Linked DNA regions of Homo sapiens: regions 1 and 2 are each linked to region 3. The links are chromatin loops, found by intact Hi-C in ENCODE. Cell type or tissue: PC-3. All regions are shown on one strand.

What was found. A loop is a pair of places that touch in the nucleus more often than their neighbours do. Peaks named below come from ENCODE experiments on the same cell type or tissue, not always from the same donor. Only the 100,000 strongest peaks of a DNase experiment are listed, where the experiment ranks them.
Region 1: it touches region 3 in a loop (2.8-fold over the local background); 2 of 110 quality-filtered maps call a loop at or near these places.
Region 2: a loop joins it to region 3, with 6 times the contacts of the local background. A loop is called at or near these places in 9 of 110 quality-filtered maps.

The regions. Positions count from the first base shown.
Region 1 is chr14:46,246,424-46,254,423 of GRCh38, forward strand. All of the region lies in intron 3 of LINC00871 (long intergenic non-protein coding RNA 871), which reads left to right. Among named protein-coding and RNA genes, the nearest start is that of LINC00871, 190 kb to the left of the region's middle. In PC-3, CTCF peaks have their summits at 3,855 (motif pointing right) and 4,062; no DNase peak of the experiment used is centred here.
Region 2 is chr14:46,333,701-46,341,700 of GRCh38, forward strand. The region is part of intron 3 of LINC00871 (long intergenic non-protein coding RNA 871); the gene reads left to right. Among named protein-coding and RNA genes, the nearest start is that of LINC00871, 270 kb to the left of the region's middle. In PC-3, no CTCF peak of the experiment used is centred here; no DNase peak of the experiment used is centred here; H3K27me3 peaks cover 4,127 bases.
Region 3 is chr14:46,043,726-46,051,725 of GRCh38, forward strand. No RefSeq gene overlaps it. Among named protein-coding and RNA genes, the nearest start is that of LINC00871, 16 kb to the right of the region's middle. In PC-3, no CTCF peak of the experiment used is centred here; a DNase peak (open chromatin) is centred at 4,644.

The DNA.
Region 1 (8,000 bases), 200 kb after region 3:
GCAAAACACCTTATAAAATAATCAGATCTTGTGAGAACTCACTATCATGAGAACAGCAGCATGGGGGTAATTTCCTCCATGATTCAATTACCTCCCACCTGGTCCCTCCTGTGACATATGGGGATTATGGGAACTACAATTCAAGATGAGATTTGGGTGGGGACACAGCCAAACCATATCAGTGAATTAATAAAATTAAACTATTTTTAAATGCAAGTTTGAAAATAATAAAAAAGGAGGCATTGATATATTCATAAATATGTTTGTGGTATGTATTTCAATCTCAAGAAAAGTGAAAATAAATGTAGAGATTGTATTTACACACATTTTTTCATGCAATATTTTAAAGGACAAATAGAATACTAACTTACTACCGTACTGGTTCATTGTTGAAAATGCAATATCCTAGTGGTGATAGTTGCATAAAGCTCTGAACATACTAAAAACCTTTGAATTGTATACTTTAAAAGGGTGAACTTCATAGTATGTGAAATATATCTCAATAGCACTGTTATTAAAAATGCAATGTTCTCATGGAACAGAGCTTAAAGAGAAAGATATTCATCACTAACTTGCAATAGTTTATTCTCAATATTTTTGATGCACCAAATAAAAAAAATCCAGACTTAGGCAAGGAGAGACTTTCTTCTAAAAGATTATTGCAATAGCAGGAAGAGACTATTGCTATGAGGAGAACACTTCTATCCAAAAAATCTGTAAGTGTTTCAAAGTTCAGGTAGAAAGGGCTCTTCTTTTACAGGGAAGAATAAACAAGGCTGGAAATAACCAGGTGTTGGAAGTAGGATGAGTAAGTGGCATGATAGGACAGTGGAGCAAAAGAAATAAATGTCTTCTTTGGCAGTAGCTAATTCCCCAAAGGGGCCATTAAAAGGGGGTTGTTCAGCACTCCAGTGCTTACTTAAACTAAGGACAGGCCAAATTTTAGGGATTTCAGGGAAGCAGAGAAGCCTGACTAAAGTTTGGTCAATTCAAATTAGCAAGCATTTGTCCATAGTGGTCAGTGGGGACAAGCAGTTTGTTTATGAGACAGATAATGAGAACTTGGAGAGTCTGTATCTGGCCTTGGTGTAGGTAAACAAGGGGGCATGCTTGAGTTTTATCTAACTCATCTGGGGAAGGTTGATTCTTTGCAGAAAACTGATCTCTGGAACACAAACAAGTTGGGAGATTTATTAACTGTATCTGTTTTCTAGGAGGATTGGGCCTCATGTGAAGGTCAATGTTGTCTGTACTCTCTAATGAAAAGAATTCTTCCAAAAGATGTTTTTGGTTACATTCATGAATACAATGGTCAGTGCAGACTGTCAAGTGGAACATAGCTCAGATCACATTAAACCAGTGAAATTTCTGCACCCCATACATAATGAATTGTGGATATCTGCAGCAGATGGGTAGGCTGAGGAGGAAGTTAATGTTTGTAGCACAAATATTTTCTATATTTGAAATTTTGTCACCTTATTGTAAAATATGCACGTTCACAAATTTACTATTGCTTTGGGAAGCATTACTGTGGGTATCCTGATAGAAGTGGTTAGAACATAGTTTTGGCAACAATTGTAGGCAGTATTAAATATTTTATGAGAAATACATTAGTATAAATCACCATTTAAAAAAGTGAAACATGAATCACCACCCAAATAATTGGACTTCAGTGCAAGAAATCCTGATTTATCTTCACTGTTGATACTGTGTATGTAAATGCCATTTCTCAGAAGCATAAAACTCTGAGTATAATATATTGGTTAGTGTAAGCAGTATAATATATATTTTTCAGACTGTGCTAGTTTCATTAATCATACAGTTTAAGAATTTTAAGCTTATTTTTTATGAGGCATTGCATTACATGTGGCATTGATATGCATGTGTAATTTATTACTTGGCAAGTGAATTATCCTAGACTATTTTATGTGCTTGATATATTGATTTTCAGTTGTGATAGATCATTTTAAGATTGCACGACTTTACTCATGGTGATTTATCCCACAGAATCACACAGACTGTGGGGCAAGCTGATACAGCCCCTTGAACACTTTCTATCAGCTATAAATAGAGTTGTTAACTGGAATTCTTAACCCCAGTAGGGAAACATATTTAGCAAGTTGAAAGAAATAACTTTCATCCAAGATCTAATTAGTTGTTGAAATAAGTGTCCATAAAAAGTAGTTTCAATATGTCTTTTTCTTTCATGTATTAATCTTGTAAACCCCCTTTTCTAATAAGTAATGAGATATACTGTCAAAGAATGATAAAGATGTCATCAGTTTGTTTAAAAGATCTGTCTTCTATGATTGCTGATTGTCTTTTTATCTTCATCAGCTCAAAGACATACATATGCATTGACTTGAATTATCATTACCACTTTTCCTTGTAGAAAATTTACTTTGAACAGAACTCCATGGAAAAAAAATATGCAGTGCCAAAACACCAAATGCATGATGGACTCTTGTGAACATATTGCATAGAAGAACCAGATAAGTGAAAGGGAGTATTTTTAGAATTGTAGGAGTACTTTTGGAATACTTATTAGGATTTCTAATAAATAGTGCCAAGGTCACTCTGAAAAAATATATGTCATTTTGTCACTGGTCGTAAGGTACTTAAATCACATAAGCATAAGAAAGGATATCTGTGCATATAGAAGGGTTATTGTCACATACTAAGCATTTGATAAATGTTGTTGACTACATTAAGGAAATACTCAGTGAGTTAAATTGGATTTGAAACTACATGTTCACTGTAACATAGTAGTCACAAATTAGGCTTTAGAGTCAGACAATTCTTTACCTTTTCTGAGCTGTCTGACCCTAGACAAGTTGCCTAACTTTCTAAGCCTCAGTCTTCTCATCGGGAGATGCAGATATGGACAGTAAAGAGATTCTGTGAGGGTTGGCCGGGTGCAGTGGCTCATGCCTGTAATTCCAGCACTTTGGGAGGCCCAGATGGGCGGATCACGAGGTCAGGAGATCAAGACCATCCTGGCTAACACGGTGAAACCCCGTCTCCCCTAAAAATACAAAAAAAATTAGCCGGGAGTGGTGGCGGGCGCCTGTAGTCCCAGCTACTTGGGAGGCTGAGGCAGGACAATGGTGTGAACCTGGGAGGCGGAGCTTGCAGTGAGTCGAGATCGCGCCGTTGCACCCCAGCCTGGGTGACTGAGCGAGACTCCGTCTCAAAAAAAAAAAAAAAAAAAAAAAGATTCTGTGAGGATTAAATTAAATGATATAGGTAAATCACCTAGCACACTTGCCTGGTAAATGACATGACCACAATAAACATCAGCTGTTGTTTATATTTCTTATTTTTTATGTTTATCACTTAATAAGTCTTTCTTCATGCATCTGACTTTGTTCACAAATGTGTTGGGTGACTTAATGAGAGCTAAAATAATAAAGGTGTGATTCTTTTTTGTTTAAATAGAATGGCTTGTACTAAAATGAAACAAAAGATTTCAGTTTTAATATGGTAACTTTAAAATAATTTTCAACACATTTGAATGTGAAAAAAACTGATTTTACTAGATAAGAAATATGATTTTTCTGTGCTGTGTATATAGAAGGAATGTATTTGAAGACAATGATCAAAAGGACAGTGTTTGTGAAAACAACAAACTATACGTTTTGAGATATGGGACTGACCTTCCATATGCCCAAAGCTGTAGAAAAACAGAATTTGACTCTCATATATCATAAATCTATAATTGAAGTAATAGCTATTTTTTTAAAAAAGAAGGAGTTGTAAATAAGCAGCCTAAAGCCACCTATAGAGAATTGCATTTAAAACAAGGCAATAATTGAATCATTGGAACTCACAACTGTTGTTGCAAAAACTGCCACTAGATGTCATCCAGTTCTTATGCTGCCTCCTAACAAAAAGTATATTTTGTTAAAGAATATGATGTCTTTCAGAATTTAAATTCCAGACTCTTGATGGACATAGGTAATAAGGTATTGAGGTATATTAGGTACATTAGGATTTGATAGAACTACCTACCACTAAGATTGTATCTATTAGAGAACTAAACAACTATTTTGATCAAACTGACCTGTGATTTAGCCAAACTTAGATTTAATTAATTTGATAAGTCTGTTTTATGGCTTTGACAAATACTTGGCAGGCTTGTTGACTAATTTTGCCACTGAATATAGATTTAAAATACAGATATAGTCCTTGTTGTTCCATGTATTTATTCAACTTAGCTTCTTAGGAGTATTTTTGTATTAGTGTCATAGAAAGTCAATCCTTATTGGGTCTGTTCTGTGCTGTGACTTTAGCAGAGCCTATTTTACAAGCAGGGCTATTTTGGACTCTACTTAAGAATATTATTACTGAAATAAGAAGGAACAAAAAACACCTAAAACATGTTCACAAACTGGAGAAAAAATTCTAGCTTGTTTCCAAAATAATATTTTAAAGAGCTAGTTTGCATGCTTGCATTTAAAATGGGATGCTCAACTTTTATTTTGAAGTTGGTATATATTTCTTCACCAATAATATTTGGAGAAAATTAGCTAAAAGTACACTGGTCTGAAAGCTAGAAAACTTGTGTTAGTTACACAGTTTAGATGTCACTTCTACCTTCCTAGTTATGCCATAAATTGCACGGCCATTTATCCCATCTGAATTTTAATATTTCAATCTGTAACTGTTTGCATAAGGATCATATGTGATGATATACATTTAAAAGTTGTACAAATTTTACATTATTATGGATTTAGAAAGTTCTGTCTCATCCTGTAATTTTCACGTAAACAGTCCTGGAATCTCTCCAGGGATTATTGGAGGTGGGGGATTAGGGATGTGTGAGGAAGTGAAGGACAGGGAACACACTAATATTTCTCCTAACTACCTTTTTTCCTAGCCCTTCTCTTTTGGAATTAGTTCTATTTGTGGAACTTTTTTGCCCTGTGCTAAAAGTCAGCCCAATTTCTTTATTTTATGAATACCACCATTAGGTTGCATTTGCGACAGAATTTTCCTGAGGTAGAGTTTATATTGAAGAATCTCAAACTTAAAATTGAATATTAAACTTCCTTATTATCTATTGGGTACCCCACCACTGGCAATTTCTCCCTGACCACATTTACCACCGGAGCCCTGCAGATTCCTGTATCTGGCCATGTTCCTCTCTCCCTCCCTCACTTGTCTGCTCCTATCTCAGACCTCCAACCTTTGTTCTTATTCTTTTAGGAGCAATATACATTTCTTCTGTTAGGTAGAGTCAATAAGCTGTCTTTAGATTCACTGCCTGTTTCCATGTCAGGTTGTTGAGATACACAGTTCTCACTTAAAGTGGCCTATCAAGATATTTTCTAAATAAAGATGGTTCCTACTCTGACTGGAACTCTTGAGGACGGCTTAAAAATTACATTCCATTCTTTTTTAAATTCACACAGTGTATGCTATGGTACTTATTGCACTAAAGCAATAAAACCAGTAGACTCAGTATCTACAAGTCTTACAGTACGAGAAATAAAGCCTTCAAATTTTCATGTCATGGGTACTGTTTTTTAACATTTTAAACTCAGATTCACAGAATTAAATTATTCTACTCTATTTCATGAAATGCTATTATATTGATTTGTATAAGTATAGTTTTTACATCCTTTTTTTAATTATTAGTTTACTTTGTTTCCTATCCCTATGTTCATGCCTTTTCTACCCTTATGGATTTAGTGAATATCTATCACATATATATACATTTAACTACAGAACTGAAAATATATATTGCTGTTCCATGTTTCTATTTAATATGAGTATAAATGGCTTTATCCTGTAAATCCCATTCTCTTTCTGTTTTTAAATATCTATTTATTTCGGAATGTATCCTGGTTGTTATATGTAGATCCAGCACCAAGTGGTATATCATTCTGTAGCATCATCTTCTTCTGTGTCTGTATGAAATTAAGGTAAATGGAGCCTATTTCTTCTCTTTGTGAATAACTGATTTAAGTAATACATAGGAGTCTACATGAAAAGTGCTTAATCAATGGTAATTAATTACATGAGACTAATCTGAACATAATACATCTAGACTTTAATTCTAACATCTGTGATTACATATCTAAATACCATGTCTTCTGTTTCTTACTTTTGGAACTGAAATTGTAAATTCTACACTGAATAACATAATATAAAAAGATACAAAATTGTCTGAGAAATGCGATGTGCTCCAGATTAGTGATTTCCAGATTTGGATATATATCTAACATATCTGGAGACCTTATAAAAATATTTAGTTTTCCATCACCCTACCTGTACTGATCAGAATCACTGAGAATGGCCTTCTGGAATGCGTGTGTGTGTGTGTGTGTGTGTGTGTGTGTGTGTGTGTATACATATAGGCATATCTGGGCATTCACAGGCAATTCTGATAATTCTGAAGTAGCCATTTCTGAATACCGCTGCTTAGAATACATGGTACTTCTGAGGTTGATCAGAAATGGATAGCCAGATCTTCCATAACTGTTCTATCATAGAAAGGGGCTAAATTCAATGGTATTCACGTTGTCATATATTGTTTGGAGACTGAAAACATTATTCGTTGGGTAAGCATTTCAAGTAAAAATCAAAAAAAGTAACAGTGATAGTTATTACATAGCTCCTCAGATTATTGATTCTCATTGTTAATATTAGCTAAAATTTAAAAACTTTAACCACATCTTGAATTTATTCTTTTTCTAATAATTTCTAGGTCTGAGTGTTTTGGTCTCTCTCTGCATCGGGTATTGATGAGTAAAAACATTTTTCAATATTATTTTAGATCAATTAGCTTAGGGGTATTTCATTTCACATCACTTACATTAATGTATTAGATTTCTAATTCTTTAGCTACTTATTGTAACTTTATTGCATGCATGTGGATATTTATTGGTAAAAGTAAAAGCTATAAGGATGTGGTTAAAATTCCCTATATCAGAGTTTATGTGCTAGTCTGAAGATCATAAATATGCTCAAAATTCTTCTCAACACCTGTTCACTAACAAGATGAGTGTTTGGTCAATTCAGATAAATCCAAAGCAAACTCTTGAGTAGATACGTACTTATTGATTATAAAGAAGAAAATGGGTGACAGGTTTACAAATCACTGGTAGTTAAACATGCTGGCCTCAGCTATTTGGAAGGGAATGATTACTAGACATTTTACTTGCTGCTTGCAATTGTACCACAACCATTTTTAGAGCCAAAATTTGATGAGGCCCTATGAATATATAAATTCTAATCTAGCCAGAACTGATTATTATGGATTCATGCCAGACTTTTTTCTTTAACCAGTAGCTGGAAGATTTCTAAAAATAGGAGCAGAAAAAATATTTTCTAAACACAAGTTGTTCAGATATTGCATACATATTTCACTGAAGAAAAATTATAGATATTAATTAACAAATGGTGCCTTGCATTCTTTGGCGAAAATAGACTTCACTTATTAAATGGTGACAAGTGATTCTGGAAGGGGTTACATTGAGGTTATATTTCCTAAAGATGTGGTTGGTAGCTTTTATTTTTTCTTTTCTATTAAGCTATCAGCTACCCAAGGCTTTTAAAACCCCATAGGTTTGATAAGACCAATTGAAAAGGTATGAACAAAGTTTAAACACTACTCTGTTTCAACAAAAAAGGATTAATTAAATTCAGTTTGTGAAGCTTCCACTGCTTGTATCAAGACTTCAGTGGTTTAAAACTGCTAAAAGAGGAAAAGTATGCAAAAGGAAAAAATGTACCATGTTTTTCTTCAAATGGAAAGAAATAGAAATGAAAGATGAACAAGGGGCATATGATTACACATGTTCTACAACCAACTGGCTATACAAGGGAGTCCAGGTAGCCAGAAGATTCAGGGCACTAAAATGCTGCTTGCCTTTTGGTATTTGGGGCAGTATATTTATCTTCTTAGGGAAAAAAATTGATAATATTATCCTGGTTATGTAATCCTTATTTAGCCTTAGCTCAATGTCATTTTACTTGAGTCTAAGGACTGCGAA
Region 2 (8,000 bases), 290 kb after region 3:
TGCTGCATATACTTAATAAAGGAACAAAGGTGGATTTACTATGAAGTTAATGAAGCTTTGGCTTAAGAGTCCCTCATTTGCACAAGCACCTTTCAATGGATGGAAGTGACCCTAGCAATGTGTTAACATGATCAAATGATTTGGTGAACATTTAGAAGAAATATTATTTAGCCACTATTGATTAAGAAGCTACTGCTTCCTACCATCTTGGCTAAGATCAGGACTTCAGTTTTCTAAGTCTGAAAGAAGGTTTTGGACTAACCCAGCTGCCAGAGTTCTGCAAGTGTTCTGGTCTCTGGCAGGAGCTTAAAACAGATACAACTGCTACAGCAGTCACACCTCTACCACTTTCATTTTTAGATCTAGTCTGGTGAGACAGAATGCTCACACAGGTCAGGTAAAGCAACTTCGTTACTCACAGGCAGCAAGAATCAACAGAAGCCTAGAATCCATGGCAAGCCAATCTCCCAAGCTCAGAAAGCCTCCCAGGTAGGATACATAGGATACAGTCTTTCCTGTGCATTTCCCACCTTGCACCACAGCTGAGAGACTCTCAAGGCACTCAACTCTGGGTTTTACACCCCAGGGGCAACTTGGATCACTGGGCACAAGCATTGCCGGATGTCCTGCTCTAGGATGGATGAGAACAGAGCCTGAAAAGATCTGAAAATATCCTCATTATCACAGGATATCGCATTCTGGGCATATTCTACAATTATTCGGAAAACTGCAGGCAAGGGTAATAAGAACTCGGTCAGCCAACATCAGCTGCGGACCTGTCCTCCTGCAAAGCCTGTTATAGTTCCTCATACAGGTGTCCTGGAGGAGCTGGCTGCAGCTGTTTTTGAAGTCCAGCTAAGAAGAAGATTATTATAAATACACTATTTGGTGTTTAGTAGGACATATTTACAAAGCTCACATCATTCCCGTGTGTAATTACATCTTTATCAGCTGTCTCAGTGTAAGAATGGCGTCTGATAATCTCCCCCCGACCATTATGCCAATTTATCTGGATTGGTGGCATCAAAGTTCAGTCAGGGATTTATCACACTAAGACTGTATCCTTCCACAGCTAACACCAGAGGACATGGGTAGGAAAAGAGATAAAAGATGTAAAATTTACAGGGGCCAAAATAGTTGGTGAAAAAATTAAACAGCCATCATGTGTATAAATGGTAAGCAGAACATTTTGTTCTCATCAAATCCTAGAAAAAAATAGACATTCTCTCCAGCGAGGAATATACTGGATAATACAGGCTGCATGACTATAAATACACTTCATGTTTCTTCTTGATGGAAATTGTGCCAAAAATAGATTTTTACTGAATTCCTGTTTTTTTAGGGCATACAATTGTAGCAGTGCCACATAGTAGATCTGAGTGTAAAGTTGTGTGGATTGTATCTTAGCATCGTGTCTTGACTAATTTTGGAAGTTCCAGATGAAATCTGCCCCTAAGTAAAACAATCCGTGGTGAAACAACCTGAGGAAACCAGTCTCAAGTGGTAAAATCTTAGAAATAATCTTGCATGTGTCAACGTATGTGTACAATAAACATTTATGGTAGTTCAATACGGCTAGCAGCAATTCGTAAATGCATTTAAATTTATGGGATAAGAAATGAAAAGTAATAGGCAATTATTATCTTCAGGAGAGAATTGTAATCATGGTACAATACTTCGTTTCATTGAATAATTACCCAGTCAGAACAATTTGAGCACTGTACATCAATTTAGTTAACTATTATGATGTAATGACATTACAAGTTATAGGTTGTGTATTTGTGAGCCTTGTGCTTATGTATCTGTCTGCCCTGTGTGGGTGTTTTGTAAGCCAGGTAAATCCTCTTTCAAATTACTCTTGAAAATTAAATAACTGTCTAAAATTGTAAGTTGAAGAAATAGCAGTACAAGCATGCTAAATAGGGAAACAGCTAAAGGTGTAATAAGGTTGGTTCTGGGGAATAAGATTAATGGGTTGGGAAGAGAAGGATAGAAAATAGTGCATTTTGTTACACACTTTTAACTACTATTTGCCTTTTAGAAACATATTTATACATTTTTTTCATTAAAATTTAACTGAAAAATGGAGTCAATTCTGACACACTTTCATAAAATGGGTCCTTATCAACTTTCTAATACCCTGCCTTTTCTAGATAACCACTAAAATTGACTCACATTTTGTGTATGTAATACTAGTAGGATTATGCTTTCAAGATGATAAAAAGATTAAATTAAATTAATTATTTATCTGAAGAATACCTAAATTCTTGTAAACCAAATGGTAATTGAAATGGAGCAGACTGTTTGAATGTCATTGCCTGGAGCTAATAATATTTTAAAGGAACATAAGACTTAAATATTTATAAAATTAAGGGATTTTTTTTACTGTTTTCAAAAAAGATATTAAAATTTTACAACCTTTGTAGAATTGATTTTTCTCTTTCTGTACTCAACAGAAAAAATAGTTTTATATTAACAAATCAGAATATATAAAAAACTAATTGCTTACAAAATACAATTGTATCAAACACATAGAATATTGCAGTTTAGCTTCCTATGTTTGAATTTATTATATGAAGTAAAACAAAGATTAAAAATGTATGCATTGGGGTTTTTGAAAGTAGACATCATGCATTCATTCAGATTTTCTTACAGAAGAATCATTGATTTTATTCTGCATCTACATTTGACAAAGAAAGTATCAGAGGGGGGAAAAAAGTATGCCTCACAGGCAGGGTTGAAAATTCAGTTTCATTTTATTTCTTATCTTAATAGCAGGGAGCTGCTACACAGTAAAAAATATATGCTTTGGGAAGATTGAACTTGCTACCTTTCTCACGGCTGTTCATCTTTTTCTAAAGGACAGTTATCAACTAAGCAAAAAAGGAGGAAATAGTTATTCTGCTTGGCTTATGATATTATAAATCTATGACCACGTAGCTAGAAAAATCCAAGCATTGTAACTTAGAGTTTAAAAATTAAGAGGAAAGTGCTAAAGTGCTGTTGTCGGAAGTATAGTTTCTGAAGTATATAGAATATAGCACGGCAGGCATGCTCTAGAACGGCCCCCAATAATCTTTACCTCTTGGTATTCAGGCTCTTGTGAAATCTCATCTTTGAGTGTGGGTTGGACTGATCGGCTTTCTTCTAAACAAGAGTGTGGCAGAAGTGATAGGATGTTGCTACCATGATTAGGTTATAAATATCTCTGGCTTCTGTTTTTGGTGCACTCACTCTTGGATTGTTCACTCAGAGTGGAGCCAGTTGTCATGTTTTGAGGCAGCTTTGGGGAGAGTTCCATTTAGTGAGCTTGGAAGCATATCTTCTGAGCCCTATCAGAAGCCACATGTGTGATCTTGTAAGAGTTGGGAGGCCGAGGCAGGTGGATCACGAGGTCAAGAGATCGAGACCATCCTGGCCAACATGGTGAAACCCCGTCTCTACTAAAAATACAAAAAAAAAAAAAAATTAGCTGGGCTTGGTGGTACACACCTGTAGTCCCAGCTACTCAGGAGGTGAGGCAGGAGAATCGCTTGAACCTGGGAGGCAGAGGTTGCAGTGAGCCGAGATCGTGCCACTGCACTCCAGCCTGGCCACAGAGGGAGACTCTGTCTCAAAAAAAAAAAAAAAAACAACTCTTTCAACGGTAAAGCCCTGAGATCACTGCAATCCTAGATGGCACCCTTATTGCAGGATCTTGAGACCCTAACGCAGAAACACCGAGCTATTCCACTCCTGGATAATGATGCATTGAAAGTATAGTGATAAACATTTGTGTTTTCAGCTACTAAAACTTTAAGATAGTTTGTTACGGAGCAATATGTAACTAATAACACAGACTCTAATTGAACCTCTGAGCCCATTTAATCTAAGTCTTAGATTCTACACTGTTAAAATGGATTATCACTGGTATGTATTTTGTATAGGTGTTGTGAAGACTTAATGGGATAATTCATATAATAACTCAGCATATGTAACTGCACATATGTAGTACTCAAATAAAGGAGCTATTATTTTTATTGCCCATTTAATTTTTGACAAGATCTCTGGGAATCCTTTAGTTCATTTTTCCACTGTTAGACTGGAGTATACCCCACCTTTTCAAAAGGTCAGTACATTACCAGTGCAACATATAATTTGCCTTTAACATTTATTTTTGCCAATATCAATTTTCCCTGCTTTTCCACAGACATCAGTTACTATTCTTAGCCTAAAACTCAGTTCTCTCCAAACTGCTGAACCCATTCTGATTAAGCAGGCAATACATATATTAGCAGTCTTGAGGTAGGAGGCAGGACTTGAACTCTGGACCAGATTGAAGACTAGCTGAAACAGGGAAGAAGTGAAAGCACCTCTGTTAGACACACCCACCAGTGTCATGTCAGTTTACCATTGCCATAGCAACACCTGGAAGTTACCACCCCTTTCAATGGCAATGACCCAATGACCCAAAATTTACTACCCTTTTTCTAGAAATTTCTGCATAAGCCACCCCTCAATTTGCATGTAATTCAAGTGGGTATAAATATGACTACAGACCTGCTTCTGAGCTGCTCCTCTTCACTGCCTATGGAGTGGCTCTGCTTTGCAGGAGCAGTCACAGATCTGTAATACGGCCGCTTTGATAAAGCTGTTTTCTTCTATTACTGACTCCTACCTGAATTCTCTCCTGAACAAAGCCAAAAAATTTCTGGGGCTAATTCCCAATTTGGGGGCTCATTTTGTCTGCAACAGTCTTAGTCTCCAACCAGCTGAGTTTAGAATGAATACTACAGTCTTAATCCCAAAACGAGATTAAGTTTGGGGTTTGAGGAGTAATAACTTCTTAAACTTCAGAATTGTCACTGTCTCTCATTAGCTTTCTTCCTGGGCTATGACTTCCCTGATTTGTTCAATAAGACAGAATACCAGGCCTGGTGGCTGTATGTCACAAAATACAATTGTATCAAACATATAGATGTAAAGTAGATTATTGCAGTTTAGCTTCTATGTTTGAATGTATTATATAAAGTAACATAAGGATTAAAAATGTATGCATTGGGGTTTTTGAAAGTAGACACCATGCATTCATTCAGATTTTGTTAAAGAAGGATCATTGATTTTATTCTTGCATCTACATTTCACAAAGAAAGTATGGTTTATTTCTTCTACATTTCACAAAAAAGAGCATGGTTGGTCCCTAAACCAACCATACTTTCTCTCTTAATTCTAATACCTCTGTGATTCCTGAGATTTTTCTTCCTTTAGTGCAAATAAGCTCTCAGTTGGCCTACATGGATTTCAGCAACTATTTGTCAGACAATTTTGATAACTCCATGATGAGGATAAGCTTTTATCATTTCCTCTGTTATTCCCTCAGAATAAATAGTCTCAGATCTTTCACTGACTTTTCCTCTTCTTCCTCCATATGTCCTATTTTTCAATATTTGTCTCACTACACCTTCATTCTATCTTTATCACAGTAAGATTGAAAACGGCACCTTTTTTTCAAAGTCAGTAATTTACTAAAGTTATGTGAGACAATGTGAAGAAAAAAATCATTGTCCAACAGTTAGGATAAAGTATACCTTCTCAGTAAAAGTGAATTTGTGTCTCCAAAGATTGATTTTATTAAAGCATCTTTTATTTCCACCCCCAACAAAATGTACTCAGTACGACCAGTTTCTGATAGCACTAACTCAAACTCGTACACTAAAGAAAGTATACTTTTAAAATGATGATGACTATTTATATCTATATATAATGGGATTGGTATAAACTGTCATTTTCTTTATAAAAAAGATCTTGACCTTTAGAAAATGGAAGTTTTTCCCCGTAATTTAACTTAAGAGTGAAAGGTTGATTTTATAATTCTTTATGAATAATAGACCCATGACTATAAATTCAGCAGATTGTGAGACACAGTAGTTGTGATGAATTGTTGTCAATATAAAGTAAGATATCAGGACAATTTTGTAATACAAATTGTATACAACATCACAATCATTCTGGTGAAAATTTTAAGGAACTTAATCATTCCTAAAGCTAAAATGATGGACTGATATAGTTCTACATTAGTTTGTTGAGATAAATATCTTCACTCGAGATTTAGCACATTTTAGGAATGACAAGTGAATGTATGGTAAAATCAGTAATATGCACTGATGGAGTTCACCCTTACCTTATTTTTTTCCAATTAGAATGATGTTATAAATTAAACATAGTGACAATGAGGTGGGATAGGTTCTAATGTATAAATCCTGAAGTGAATATTTCTGTTACTATAACATGCCAGGAGATTTTATTTGCATACCCAGTTTATAAGGTATTTGATTAATGCTATAATTAACCCCAACTTAAAAATAAATGTGAAGGTCATTTTAATTGCTGACATTTAATCTGTGCATGAGTTATATGGAAGAATATTTTTAATTTTATCACTTAAAGGGTGTTTGTCTCCTCTTGAAATTATTTTCTTTTTATTTTCCATGTTATAATTGTCACCTTTGTTGTTCCTTCAAAAAGCACCATCCAGAAAATATGCTTAATAATAAAAACTAAGCACAATTACCTAAACATGCTTTTCTTCCCCTGAGACACAGCAAAGCACAGGGAAAGTATGAAGAAAGAGACCCAGCAGCAGTGATATTTTTATAACTACACCCTGTAGGTAATCAACAATTTGCTGAAATGTTTTTAAAATATCTATAAATCTTACTACATGTGTAATGGTCCTTTTACAAAGTGTATCAATTACAGACAGACAATAAACTGTAGTGCATATTTTCCCAGCCCAAAGACAAAAAATATTTTGAGATTAAAAAAAAGTCTGTGTGTGTGTGGGGGTGGGTGTATACACATACATACATATGAAATGCTACACAGAGTATCTATCCCATTAGTGTTTATAATTCACATTAGTAAATTACTCTGCGGAAAACATTATATAGGAAACATTTTAAATTAAGTCTAGCCTAATTTTTCTAAATTTAATTAAAACTCTTCCTTTTTTTTCACTGCACACGTATCATCTTCTCAAAATGTTTTGTGCAAGGAAGACTAAAACCATGTGGTAGGAAGTATCATCTTCATTATACAGACAAGGTAACTGAGTTAAAATATGAAAACATTCACCCAAAGAAAACCTATAAATGATAGTACTGCAATTTTAATATGGATCAACTGACTTACGATTCAGTTTCCTTTTTGTCACCCAAATTTGTCCTTCATATATATAATTATATATTTATTTTTATATATAATTTGAACTCTATATATAGAGAGAGTCTGGTTATGTTTTTAGAAAACATATTAAATGTTAAGGTATCTCTGAAGAAAACTACACATTATATTTAAATACTAATTTATTTTCCCTCTAATTGCTGTATAACTCTGGGTGAACTTCCGGGATTGAGGATGCCAAGATTAAAACAGATTGCCAGGTGAGCTGGTAGGAAAAAATGTGGATATTATTACAACCTCATCTTTCTGCTCCTCAAGTGCAAAATTTTGGGAAAAAAAATGTGAGTAGGTGTGATTCTTACACAGTTTCTCATTTGGTGGAAAGTTACTTTTTGAAAGATTGAACACAGGCAGTAAGAGCTCTTGAATTCAGAGGACTGGCTTCATTGCCTACAATCTGTGTACTTATAAGTAATTGGTAAACCATTAAGTGCATTATGAAGAATATTAGAAATGGAAAACATTTAAAAATTATTTGTTGGTATGAATTAATAAGATTGGCCATATATATAAATATGGTGTACCCATAAAAATGCAACAGTTGTATACTAAAAAGTAACCCAGATGCAGAATTGTATCTATATTGATATCTATATCCATATTTATATCCATGTAAATACATAGACATACAGATAGATATAGATTAGATATAGATACAGGTAAAGGTAAAGTACAGATATAGAGATAGAGATATCCATTTTCTTCTCAGAAAAGATAACAAAACTACTCTCATAATCTATTTTATTCAATAAACCTTTATCTGTACCCTAATATATAGA
Region 3 (8,000 bases):
TTTCTATATATATAATAATGTCATCTGCAAATAGGGACAATTTGACTTCCTCCTTTCCAGTTTGGTTGCTCTTTATTTCTTTCTCTTGCCTAACTTATTTGGATAGAACTTCTAGTACTATGTTAAAAAAAAAGTGATGAAAGTGGGCATCCTGATGTTGTCCCAGATCTTAAAAAAAATTGTTCAACTTTTCCCTGTTCAGTATCATGTTAGCAGAAGGTTTGTCATGTATGGCCTTTATTGTGTTGGTATGTTCCTTGTATACCCAATTTATTGAGTTTTTTTATTATAAAGGGATATTGAATCTTATTGAATGCTTTTTATGCATCTATTGAAATGATCATGTAGATTTTGTCATTGATCATTGATTCTGCTAATGTAATGTATTACATTTATTGATTTACATATATTGACCATCCTTGTATCCCTGAGATAAATTCCACTTGGTCATGATGAATGATCTATTTAATGTGTTGTTGAATTAAGCGTGGTAGGATTTTGTGTGGGGTTTTTGCATTGAAATTCATCAGGGATATTGGCTTATAGGTTTTTTTTTTACTTTAATGGGTTCTTGTCTGATTTTGGTATCAGGGTAATTCTTGCTGTATAGAATGAGTTTGGAAGTAATCCCTCCTCTTCAATTTTTTAATAGACTTTGAGTAGTATTGGTATTAATTCTTTAAATGTTTGATAGAATTCAGCAGTGAAGTCATCAGGTCCTGAGTTTTGATGGGAGACTTTTTATTACAGCTCTGGTCTTGTTACTCATTATTGGTCTGCTTAGGTTTTCCATGGCCTTAAGATTCAATCTTAGCAAGCTATACGTGTCCAGGACTTTATTTCCTCTAGGTTTTCCAATTTGTTAGAGTATAATTGTTTATAGTAGTATCAAATTTTTTTGCATTTTTGTGGTATCATTTGTAATGTCTCCTTTTACATTTTTTTCCTTGAGGTTTCTTTTTTTTTTATCTTAGTCTAGCTAAATGTTTGCCAATTTTGTTTATCATTTCAAGATACCCACTCTTGGTTTTGTTGATCTTCTGTATTATCTTTAATTTCTGTTTTGTTTATTTCTGCTCTGGTCTTTATTTCTTTTCTTATTATTTTTGGTTTAGATTGTTCTTGTTTTTCTAGTTCCTTGAGGTGCCACGTTAGGTCATCTATTTGAGATCTACTACTTTTTTGATGCAGGCATTTATTGTGATAAATTTCTATCTTAGAGCTGCTTTTGCTATATTCCATCAGTCTTGGTATGTTGTGTTTCAATTTTCATTTGGCTCAATAATCATTAAATTTTCTTTTTAGCTTGTTAATTGACCCACTGGCTCTTCTTAAGCATGTTGTTTAATTTCTATGTATTTGTACATTTTCCAAAGTTCCTCCTGTTATTGGTTTCTAGTTTTATTCTATTATTGTCAGAAAAGATACTTGATATATTTTCAATTTCCAAAAATTTGTTAAGACTTGTTTTGTGGCCTAACATGTAGTCTATTCTGGATGATGTTCCACATACTGTTGAGAAGAACGTGTATCCTGAAGTTGTTCGTCAGAAGGTTCTGTAAATGTCCATTAGGTCCATTTGGTCTAGAGGGGAGTTCAACTCTGATGTTTCTGTGTTAATTTTATATCTGAATAATATGTCCATTGCTGAGAATGAGGTATTGAAGTCCTCTGCTATTATTGGATTGCAGTTGATCTCTCCTTTTATGTCTTTTACTGTTTTCTTTATATATTTAGGTGCTGCATTGTTGGGTGCATACATAATTACAGTTGTCACATTCTCTTGCTGTACTGACACCTACATTATTATATAATGGCCTTTTTGTGTTTTTTAGTGTTTTTGACTAAAGGTCTATTTTATCTAAGTATAGCTATTCCTGTTTCCTTTTGATTTCCATTTGCATGGAATATCTTTTTTCATCCCTTCACTTTCAGTGTATGCATGTCTTTATAGGTGAAGTGAGTTTCTTAGAGGCAGCATATAGTTTGGTCTTTTTCTCTTGTTTATCCATTAAGCCCGTCTATGTCTTTCAATTGGAGAAGTGAATCCATTTACATTCATTGTTACTATTAATATATAAGGACTTACTATGCCATTTTGTTGCTTGTTTTCTGGTTGTTTCATAACTCCTCTCTTCCCTTCTTCCTTCATGTTAAGTGATTTTCTTTTGTAGTATGTTTTCATTCTTTATCTTATTTTTAGTGTATCCATTATAGGTTTTTGGTTTGTAGTTACAATGAGGCTTACAAAGAACATCTTATAGTTATATCAATTTATTTTAAACTGATGACACTTTAAATTTGGTTGCAAAAAGAAAAAAAGAGAAACATTCAAACTAAAAGCCTTTATACTTTAATAATCCTCCAGTTTTGACTTTTTGATATCTTAATTTATATCTTTTTATATGGATGATCTCTTAGCAAATTATAGTAGCTATTATTATTTTTAATAGTATTAAACTATTAACTTTTTAATACTTAATATTAATTATCAATAATTAAACTATTTATGTAATAGTATTTAATGATTAATTTAATAGTTTTGCATTCTAGTTTTCATACTAAGATATAAGTGGTTTACATACCACAATTACAATTTACAGTATTGTGAATTTGTCTGTATACTCACTTTTACCAGCAAGTTTCATACCTTCAGATGTTTTCTTAGTGCACATTAGAATCCTTTTATTTTAGATTGAAAAATCCATCTGAGCATTTCTTATAAGATATTACTGGTGATGATGAATTCCCACAGCTTTTCTATATCTGGAAAAGCTTTTTTCTTTTCATTATGTTTGAAGGATAGCTTTTTCAGGTAAAATATCCTTGGTAAACAGGATTTTTTCTTTAGCACTTTGAATATGTCATCCCACTTCCTCCTGACCTGCAAGGTTTCCACAGCACAGTCAGCTAACAGTTGTATCAGAGTTGCTATATATGTTCTTTTCTTCTTTACTCTTTCTGCTTTTTGGATCTTCTGTTTTTCACCTTTGAGAGCTTGATTATTATATGCCTTTGTATAGTCTTATTTGGGTTGAATGTTTTTTTTTTTTCATGGTGTCTCAATGTGATTATTTAATTTTTATTTACAAAATAAACATTATTTTGTAAATAAAATATTTTTTATTTTATAAATAAAAATGTGCAGGTTTGTTATATAGGTAAACTTGTGTCATGGTTTTGTATAATTTTTTTTTGTCACCCAGGTAATAAATGTAGTACTCACTAGTTGTTGTCTCTGCTCCTCTCCCTCCTTCTTCATTTCACCCTCAAGTAGGCCCCCTTGTCTGTTGTTCACTTCTTTGTGTCCACATGTTCTCATCATTTAGCTCCTACTCATAAGTGAGAGCATGCAGTATTTGTTTTTCTGTTCTTGTATTAGTTTGCTAAGGATAATGGCCTCCAGCTCCATCCATGTTTCTGTGAAGGGCGTAATTTCATTCTTTGTTGTGGCTGCATAGTGGTCCATGGTGTATATGTACCACATTTTCTTTATCCAGTCTGCCATTAATGGGCATTTAGGTTGATTCCATGTCTTTGCTATTGTGAATATTGCTGCAGTGAACATCCCTGTACCTGTGTCTTTATAATAGAACAATTTACATTCCTTTGGGCATATAGCCAGTAATGGAATTGCTGGGTCAAATGGTAGTTCCGTTTTTAGGCCTTTGAGGAATCGCCACACTATGTTCCACAATGGTTGAACTAATTTATAGTCCCACTAACAGTGTATAAGCATTCCTTTTTCTCCACAACCTCACTAAAATCTGTTATTATTATTTTTTTTTGCTTTTTACTAATAACCATTCAGACTGGTATGAGATGGTATCTCATTGTGGTTTTTATTTGCATTTCCTGGGTTGAATCTTCTTCATGATCTTTGTCCTTTCTGTAACTGGACATTTACATCTTTCTCTAGGTTTAAAAAGTTTCCTGTTATTATTTTTTAAAGTATGCTTTTTACCCCTTTTCCTTACTCTACTCCCTCTTGAAGATCAATGATGCTTCTATTTCCTCTTTGATCCGTGGATTTCACAAGTGCCTTTGTTTCTTTTCAGTCTTCTCTTTTTTCTCTTCTGACTGTGTATTTTCATGTAGCATGTCTTTGACCTCACTAACATTTTCTTCTTCTCGATAGGGTTTTCTGCTGAAATTCTCTAATATGTTTTTGACTTCATCCATTGTTATTTTCGGCTCTGGGATTGTTCAATTTTCACTATTTTAATCTCTTTGTTAAATTTCTCTGATAAACTTCTGAATTGCTTCTGTGTTTTCTTGAAATTTGGTGAGCATCCTCAAAACAGTTCTTTTGAATTCCTTGTCTGAGAGGTCACTATTTTCATCTCTCCAGGGTCTGTCACTGACACCTTTTTTAGTTTATTTGGTGAGGTTATATTTTTCTTAATGTTCTTGATAACTGTGGACATATGTCAATATGTTGGCTCTGAAGATTTATTTCAGTCTTCATAGTGTGGCCTTGTTTCTACCCATCCTTCTTCAGAGAGCTTTCCAGGAATTCGAAGAGGGACTGAATGTTGAGAGCCCGTGGTCACTTCAACCATTTTAGCACTAGAGGGTGCACGAAGCCCATCTTTGCTGTGAACCTCTGGCCAACTCCAATGTGCCCAGCCCTGTTATACTTGAGGAATACCAGGGACAGTTCCCTGTGTCCCCAGGCAAAGTTCCTTACCCACTTTTCTTTCCTTCCTCCAAATGGAAGGAGTAGGTTTCCACAATGTGCCATCTGAAGTTGGGGGAGGTGTGACACAGGCAGTTTTATGGCCACTGCAGCTGATGTCATGATGAGTCACACCTGAAGCCCACAGCCTCCCAGACTAGCACAGCACTGAGGCTCAGCCATGGAAAATAGTTGTTACAGCCCACTTTGCCACCAAATGACTAGAGTAGACTTCAACTCCAAATAAAAGTAATTAATTACAAATGTATTACAAATAAATTTACTTTTATTTGGAGTCCAAGTCACTTCAGTCATTTGGTGGTGAAATGGGCTTGGATTTGGGTTCATCTTACTGGGGCCTCAGATTCCCATCTGACCCATGGTAGGTCTAGGAGCTTTGTCTGGGGGCATTGTCCTGGAATCAGGAGCTGCTGGGTTCTCTCTGGTATTGTGTTTTACTCTGACAAGGCTGGTACTAGTTTCCAATTCCAAATCTATGTACACTTTCCTCTCACTTTCTCAAGTGGACAGATTTTCTGCATTATACTGCTTGGGGTTGGGGGAGCAGTGGTGTAGGCAACGTGAGATTGTCTTTCCTACCCTCTTAAATGTATCTTTTCTAATTATTATGCTAAAACCGGGTACTGTGATCTATCACTGGTTTCTTTTTGGTGTTGTTGTTGTTGCTGTTGTTTTCTCCTGTAAAGGTGTTTTCTTGCATGGATAGTTGTTAAAAAACTGATGTTTCTCTGGAGAGATGATTGCTAGAGGGTTCTATTCTATTTTCTTTTTCCCCCTCCCTTCTACCACAATTTTTTTCTATTTACCTGCTAATAAATGTTGCACTGCTTCTAATTTTAAGCTATGAAAAATAAGTTCCTATGCATATTTATGTAAAAGGTTTTCTTGTGTACATGTGCTTTCATTTGCAGAATCACTGAGGTACATAATAAGTGTAAATTGAGTTGTCTTAAAAAATACCAAACACTTTTTCAAAGTAATTATAACATTTTACATTATAAAAGAGGATAATTTCCAACTGCCTTATATCATAAAAATTGCTTTATATTGCCAGTCTATTTAAATTTAGACATTCTAATGTGTGTGCATTGGTATCTTAAATATTTCGTTGATAGCTAATGCATGTATTTTATGTACTATTGGCTTTCTTTATTTATATCCAAAATCTTTATCTTTACCAATTTAAAACTGTTGACTGTCATCTTAAAATTGACTTCTAAAAGTGCTTTTTATATTCCAGATGTAAGTCTTTTATCAAATATAAAAATCACAAATATTTTTTCCCATTCTGTAACTTGCCTTTTCATTTTCCTAATACTAACTTTTGAAGAGCAGAAAGTTTCAATATTTGTGAAGTACAATTTGTCAATTTTTAAATTTGTTCTTTTGGGTTCTTATGTAAGAAATCTTTGTATAACCCAAGGTTACAAACATTTCTCCTTCATTTTCTCCTAACAGCTAAATAATTTATCATTTGGATTCATCAACATTTTGAGTTAACTTTTGTATATGGTATAAAGGTTGAGGTTCTTTTTTAAGAAATCAATTTTCATTTGTTTCAGTACTACTTGTTTAAAAGACTATCATTACCTTGCTCATTGAATTCTGTATTTCTGAATTCTGTTCTATCCATTGATTTCTATGTCCATCTTCATGTTAATGCATCACTGTCTTGAATGCTATGGCTATATTGTAAATCTTGAAATGATGTATGTCAGACCTCCAACTGGTCCACTTTTCAAAAGTGTTTTGGCTATTCAAGATCTTTTGTGTTTCCTATAAAGTTTAGAATCAATGTTTTAATTTCTGAAGTAAATCTGCCCAGGTTTTGATTTGAGTTGTATTTGCAAACAAATTTAGAAATAGTTAATTTTTATCAATATTGTTGCTTATTTTAAACATATTTATTTTTACAATTTCTAATAATTTTTAAAGAAATGTGTCATACTTTCTATTGAAATAGATCGCCTGTATATTTTTAAAATATGTTCTTTAGTATTTAATGCTTTTTGATACTTGGGTAAAAGGCAAGAATATATCTTTAAAATTCTAATTATGCGTCACTAATGTGTAGAAATAAAATTGTTTTTCGTTTATTCACCTGGTATCTGATGAGCTTATCAAACTCATTTACTGGTTTTAGTAGATATTTTGTAGATTAACTGGGATTCTCCAGTTAAGCCATTAGGTGGTCTGCAAATACTGCTTTACTTTCTCCTTTCTAATTTTTATTTTATTATTTGTTTATTTCTTTAAAAACGTTCTGTCTTTAACCATTCTTTGTAATATTAACTGGTGTTTTTCTAGGTGTCTTCATTAGGTTAAGAAAGTTTCCTTCAAATACTTTTAAAGTACTTATTGTGATAATTATATGATTTTGCTCTTTTTAATATTTTAATATCGTGAATTACAAGGATTTGTTTTTTAATGTTAACTACCTTGCATTCTTTGGATAAACCCTATGGTCATGCAGCATTATGATTTTGTGGACTCTTTAGCTAAAATTTTGTTAAGGCTTTTGGCTTTATTTATGAAGGATAGGTTTATCATATACAATGTTTTTGATTTTTTTTTTGTTTATGCCTGCATCTAAAATGTGGCTTTCTGTTGCTTTCTGACCTTCATTCTTTTTAATAAAAAGTCAAGTATCATTATATATTTTGTTGCTCTCTATGTAAAGTATCTTTTCTCCTCTGGTTTCTTTCAAGATTTTCTTTTTATCACTGGATTTCAGCAGTATGTCTAGTATGTGTCTGCATGTGGTCTCTTTGTATCTATATGCTGCTTGGTGTCTGCAGAGCTTTTTGAGTGTGTAATTTGTATGTTTCAGCACATTAGTGGTACTTGGAGACATTAAATTTTTTCAATTTTTTTTTCTTTTTACCAAACTCCAGCTGTGAATCTAATTACATATGGAATAAACTACTTAAAATTGTTCCGTAAGTCACAGAGGCTCTGCTTATTTTTCTCCATTTTCCCCCCTTTTTATCAGATAGTAAAATTCCTATTGGTAAATCATTAAGGCACTTATATTTTCTTCTACCAATTTCAATTTGCTGTTAAGTTCATTCATCGGATATTTTCATTTTATTTATGGCACTTTTACTTCTAGAATTTGTATTTGGTTCCTTTAAATTTTTTTTTTTACTTTTTACTACATTTCCAATCTGTTTATTTCTTAAAACTTTTCCTCAAATATTTGAACATATTATAACTACATCATCCGAGTACTCTCAGAGTTGGTTTTTACTGAGTTGTCTTTTTCCTTGATTATTGTCATATTTTCATTTTTTCCCATGTT